Linked DNA regions of Homo sapiens: region 2 is linked to region 1. A link is an interaction called in ENCODE POLR2A ChIA-PET data of the cell type or tissue named here. Cell type or tissue: OCI-LY7. All regions are shown on one strand. Links, peaks and the distances in the headings refer to the core of each region. The heading gives the core; the rest is flanking DNA.

What was found. ChIA-PET counts read pairs that join two places held together with the same protein. Peaks named below come from ENCODE experiments on the same cell type or tissue, not always from the same donor. Only the 100,000 strongest peaks of a DNase experiment are listed, where the experiment ranks them.
Region 2: POLR2A ChIA-PET joins it to region 1 with 18 read pairs; 5 of 35 experiments call an interaction of 5 or more read pairs at or near these places.

What each region holds. Positions count from the first base shown.
Region 1 is chr1:44,812,507-44,815,405 of GRCh38, reverse strand. BTBD19 (BTB domain containing 19) reads right to left here. Exons shown (of 8, transcript NM_001136537.3): 5 at 2,342-2,410; 6 at 2,137-2,268; 7 at 1,907-2,032; 8 at 1-1,768. The coding sequence ends at 1,634. Among named protein-coding and RNA genes, the nearest start is that of BTBD19, 5.4 kb to the right of the region's middle. RefSeq lists a silencer at 1,418-1,487. In OCI-LY7, for the core only: no CTCF peak of the experiment used is centred there; a DNase peak (open chromatin) is centred at 1,535; H3K4me3 peaks cover 978 bases; H3K27ac peaks cover 455 bases.
Region 2 is chr1:44,881,287-44,884,185 of GRCh38, reverse strand. EIF2B3 (eukaryotic translation initiation factor 2B subunit gamma) reads left to right here. Exons shown (of 12, transcript NM_020365.5): 7 at 2,447-2,574. Among named protein-coding and RNA genes, the nearest start is that of PTCH2, 39 kb to the right of the region's middle. In OCI-LY7, for the core only: no CTCF peak of the experiment used is centred there; no DNase peak of the experiment used is centred there.

The DNA.
Region 1 (2,899 bases), core at 182-2,681:
ACTGAGTAAGGTATGGAGCTAGAGGACTAATACCTCCAGGATAAATGAATTTATACAAAGATTGTATTTGAGAGAAGAGGTGAGGAACCACTCACTAGTAGTTTTGAGTGCCCTGAAAGTGAAATAGATTGAATTTTGTCCTGGAGGTCAATGGGATGTTCCAGGACTTAAGCCCCATAGGACTGACAATCAAAAACAGGTCTGGCTGCACTGTGGGAAATGGATTGAGGGGGCGCTGGAGTGAAGGCAGGAAGGCTGTGAGACGTGTCAGACAGGACAGGTTGAACCTGGGGCTGAGAGAACTGAACCAACTGGAAAGGTCTCTTAAGGTCTCTTACAAGGTAAAAAGAGACCTAAGGCAGGTGTGAAGAGCGATAAGGCAAGGATGAGATCCAGGTTTCTGGCGTGGGTGTCCACGGAAATGAGAAACACGATGGGGGCAGAGCTGGGGAAAAGCTGGGGAGATCAATTTCTCGCCGAGCCTGTGGTGTCTGAGGGGCATTCAGGGAGCGATCTCCAGGGGGGCAGGTCTGGAATGAAAGAAGGAGCTGAGGCCGGGCATGGTGGCGCACACCTGTAATCCCAGCACTTTGGGAGGCCGAGGCTGGCGGATCACATGAAGTCAGGAGTTCGAGACCAACCTGGCCAACATGGTGAAACCCCCGTCTCTACTAAAAATACAACAATTAGCCGGGCGTTGTGGTGCATGTCTGTAATCCCAGCTACTCAGGAGGCTGAGGCACGAGAATCGCTTGAACCCGGGAGGCGGAGTTTGAAGTGAGCCGAAATCGCACCACTACACTCCAGCCTCGACGACAGAGCAAGACTCTGTCTCAAAAAAAAAAAAAAAAAGGCCGAGGCGGGCGGATCACAAGGTCAGGAGATCGAGACCATCCTGGCTAATACGGTGAAACTCCGTCTCTACTAAAAATTCAAAAAAATTAGCCGGGCGTGGTGATGGGCGCCTGTAGTACCAGCTACTCCGGAGGCTGAGGCAGGAGAACGGCGTGAACCCGGGAGGCGGAGCTTGCAGTGAGCCGAGATGGCACCACTGCCCTCCGGCCTGGGCGAGAGTGCGAGACTCCGTCTCAAAAAAAAGAGAGAGGAGAGAAAGAAAGAAAGAAAGAAAGAGATAGAGAAAGAGAAAGAAAGAAGGAAGGAAGGAAGGAAGGAAGGAAAGAGAAAGAAAGAAAAAGAAAGAAAGAAAGAAAGAAAGAAAGAAAGAAAGAAAGAAAGAAAGAAAGAAAGAAAGAAAGAGAAAGAAAAAGAAAAGAAAGAGGGAGCTGAGCTGAACAGATAGATATGTGGGAGTCATCAGAATAGACTAGTAGACGACAATGCCCAGGGGCAGGGCGTAGAGTCAGGGTGTGGAACGAAGGAAATCCTCGTTTTCGAGTTTCACCCCCTCAGGGAGGCCCAGCCCAAGCCCTGCCCGGCCCGACCCCACCTCGCCCACACGGGCTTGATCCCGCACAAGGGGCTGCGCGTGGCAGACAACGGTTCTTCCGGCGCCCGGCTCACTGGGCACGCTGGGAACGGAAGCCCGCTCCGAACGCCGAGCACTTCGGGAGCTGTAGTTTGGGGCAGGCTCAGCTGGGCGGGTCGAGGGCTCCCTGCGAGTCCCGGCGTTGGATCATTTGAAGGACAGGTCCAGAAAGCGGTGATGCTCCCGGGGCAGGGTGCCTCTCCGGCGGCGACACGGGGCGCCCCGGGCCTCATCCCCTCTCCGCAGGGCATGGCATTTCCACGCCTCCACAATCTGCTCCACCTGCAGAGCAAGGCCAGTTAGTGCGCAGTCCCGCGGTGGCCCCTCGCCCCGAGGACCGTGGGCCGGGCTGCTCCTGCCCCCTCCCAGCGCCCTGTACCCCCTGCTGAGTGGAGCTGGGCCGGTTCCCCGCGTCCCCACCGGGATGAGTGGTTCCTGCCGGTTCTGCTCTTCCAGGGCGCTCAGCTCCGCCGGGGCCAGCAAGGCTAGTCTCAGCTCTTTCACCACCGGGGCCGCCACCTCAGCCACCGGCCGCTCCAGCACCGCCTGCAAACGCCAGCCCTGAGTCGGGCACCTGTCCTGCCGCCCGCTCACCAGTCTCGTGGCCAGCACCTCCTTCCGTGCCCTTGCGCTCCCCCAGCCCCACTCACCGCGCCCACGCGCGCCCAGCTTCGGGCCGCGCGGACCAGTTCAGCCTCGTCCACGCAGAGCTTGTCGCTGCGGAGCAGGGGCAGCAGCGCGGCCGCCGACAGCTCCAGGAAGCCTCGGGTCCGGAGGGCCTCCTGCGAGCCGGCAAATGGGTCAGGGAGGAGCAGAATGCGGTGCGTAGGGTGAGGAGTATGAAGGGAGCAGTACCTGGCTGTGGGCCTCTATGAAAGCCACGCAGCGCTCCTGCAGCTGCCCCAGGCCAAAGGTTACGGCCACCTGCGAGCAGAATGAGGGAGATCAGGTTGGAGACTGGAGAGGCCGTAGCCCAGCCTGCTCACTGGGACCCACCACTGCAAGCCTGACCCTAGCCCTAGCTGGGGAGGCTGACAGGGCCCTCAGCCCTCCAGGAAACTAGACCCAATGAAAGCCTGCTACACACACACACACACACACACACACACACACACACACACACACACACACACGTGGACTCACTCTACAACCTGCTCTTCCCTACAGGAGACCACGCCATGGCCTTCAAACCCCACCTGGGACCTAGGCTTGATTTTTTTTGAGGCAGAGTCTCACTCTGTTGCCCAGGCTGGAGTGTGCAGTGGCGCAATCTCGGCTCACTGCAACCTCTGCCTCCCGGGTTCAAGCGATTCTCCTGCCTCAGCCTCCAGAGTAGCTGGGAGCATGCCACCACACCAGGCTAATTTTCTGTATTTTTAATAGAGACAGGGTTTCACCGTGTTAGCCAGGATG
Region 2 (2,899 bases), core at 86-2,585, 69 kb before region 1:
AGATAAAACTGTTCATGTCACTTTCTTGCTTAAAAACTACCACTGGCAGCCAGGTGCGGTGGCTCACACCTGTAATCCCGGCACTTTGGGAGGCTGAGGTGGGAGGACTGCTTGAGTCCAGGAGTTCAAGACCAGCCTGGGCAACATAGTGAGACTTTGCCTCTACAAATAATAAAAAAATTAGCTGGGCATGGTGGCACATGCCTGTGGTCCCAGCTACTTGGGAGGCCAAGGCAGGAGGATCACTTGAGCCCAGGTAGTCAAGACTGCAGTGAGTTGTGATTGCACCACTGCACTCCAGCCTGGGCAGCAGAGCAAGACCCCGTCTAACAAGGAAAAATTACCACTGGCTTCTCAGTCCAGACTTTCTAGACTGCTACTGTAACTCCTCAGTGGGTTCATCTTACCTGCTGCCGAGATAGAGACGATTTATCAAGATGGGAGAATTGCAATAAAGAGTTTAATACACATAGAGGCAGCTAAACGGGAAACCAGAATTTTATTATTACTCAAATCAGCCTCCCCCAGAATTCTGAGGCTAGGGTTTTTCAAGGATGGTTTGGTGGGCAGGGGTCTAGGGAATGAGTGCTGCTGATTGGTTGGGGATGCAATCATAGGGGTGTGGAAACCAGTCCTCTGCTGAGCCCAGTTTTGGATGGGGGCCACAGAGGGGTCACTGGTCCCAGTGGAGTCATCCAGTCATCAGAAATGCAAAAGTCAGAAAAGACATCTTAAAAAGCCAATCTTAGGTTCAACAATAGTGATGTTACTTACAGGAGTAACTGGGGAAGTTGCAAATCTTGTGACCTTTGGAAAAATGATTGGTAATCATGAGAATTCAGGCCCCTCTTGTAATCCTAAATTTGTACGCTTTTATTAGTTTTATAAAGGCAGTTTCATTTTGAGAAGGGCTATTATCATTTAAACTATAAACTGTAATAAATTTCTGGCTAGGCATGGTGGCTCACACCTGTAATCCTAGCATGTTGAGAGGCCGGAGCAAGCGGATCACCTGAGGTCAGGAGTTCAAGACTCCTGACCTCAGGATGGTCAACATGACGAGACACCATCTCTACTCAAAATACAAAAATTAGCCAGGCATGGTGGCCGGCGCCTGTAATCCCAGCTACTTGGGTGGCTGAGGCAGGAGAATCACTTGAACTGGGAGGTGGAGGTTGCGATAAGCCAAGATCGCACCGCTACACTCCAGCCTGGGCCACAGAGCGAGACTCCATCTCAAAAAAAAAAAAAAAAAAAGAAAAAGAAAAAAAAGTCAGGCACAGTGGCTCATGCCTGTAATCCCAGCACTTTAAGAGGCTGCAGCAGGCGGATCACTTGAGGCCAGGAGTTTGAGACCAGCTTGGCCAACATGGCAAAACCCCATCCCTACCAAAAAATACAAAAACAGCCAGGCATTGTGGCATGTGCCTGTAGTCCCAGCTACTTGGGAGGCTGGAGCACAAGAATCACTTGAACCCAGGAGGCAGAGGTTGCAGTGAGCTGAGATCATGCCACTGCACTCCAGCCTGGGCGATAGAGCAAGACTGTCTCAAAAAAAAAAAAAAAATTAGCCAGGCATGTGGCTCTCACACCTGTAATCCCAGCTTTCCAGCCACTCAGGAGGCTGAGGTGGGAGAATCACTTGAACCTGGGAGGCAAAGGTTGCAGTGAGCTGAGATCGCACCACTGTACTCCAGCCTGGGCAACAGACAGAGTGAGACCCTGTCTCAGAAAAAAAAAAAAAAAAGTTTTCTCCCAAAGTTAGCTCAGCCTATGTCCAGGAATGAGCAAGAGCAATTTGGAGGTTAACAGCAAGATGGAGTTGATTAGGTCAGATTTCTTTCACTGTCATAATTTTGTCACTGTTATTTTTGCAAAGGTGGTTTCACCACAAAAAGCTTTCGTGATCTGGCCCCCTTGCCTACCTGATTAGCTTAACCTTCTGCTTTTCCTCTTAAACTCATACAGGCTACTGTCCATTGGATTATGAATTCCTTGAAGTCAGAAATGATGTATTTCCAAGGCCTAGCACAGTAACTCGCATATGCTTGGTAAATGCTACATAAATTAATTAGCAATATAAAATTCTAATAAGGTCACAGTGTGAGAGAACACTGAAAAACATGTGCTAGTTTCTCATCTCTCTGCTTTCCATTGCTAAGTATAAATAAAAACATAAATAAAAAACACACACTGAACTAAAGATCAGGTCCCTTCTTCCCCTAGTACAGATTCCTGATCACTTAGACCCAACATCCTGTCTCAGTACCCACCAGGAAGCACTCTGCTTCTCCGAACTGCCAAGTCAATGCCACATTTGATCTCTGACAGTCCCAAGGTGCCATGACAGGAAAGGATTTGGCTTTTCCTTGTATGCACAGAGCTTTTGATCCGGGTATGTTCCAGACAGTCAGGTTTCTCATATTTGGCCATTCTTTCTTTCTAGGTCAATAACTTCTATCCGGAGTGAACTGATTCCATATTTAGTGAGAAAACAGTTTTCCTCAGCTTCCTCACAACAGGGACAAGAAGAAAAAGAGGAGGATCTAAAGAAAAAGGAGCTGAAGTCCTTAGGTCAGTTCTTGGGTTGGTTCAGTAAGAGGGGCAAGGGTAGCAGCACCTTTGGAAAGAGTGGTTGGGCAGCTTAGCCCAGCCCAAGATGCCTGACTCAAGGCAGCAGACTATTTCTAGCCTACGAGGCAAGACAGGCTTGCCAACCCACTGAGCTCTGGGTAAGCTTGCTCAGGCAGATTCTGCCACTGTGCTCTCGGCAACAGGCTAATCATGCCTCCAGCCCCATTCTCTGATTCATAGCTCTGGTTTGGCTGTGTTCCTCACTAGACCATTTTGCCTTTAAACTCCACCTGCCACTTCTTAGTTCCCCTGTTCTCTAGGCTCT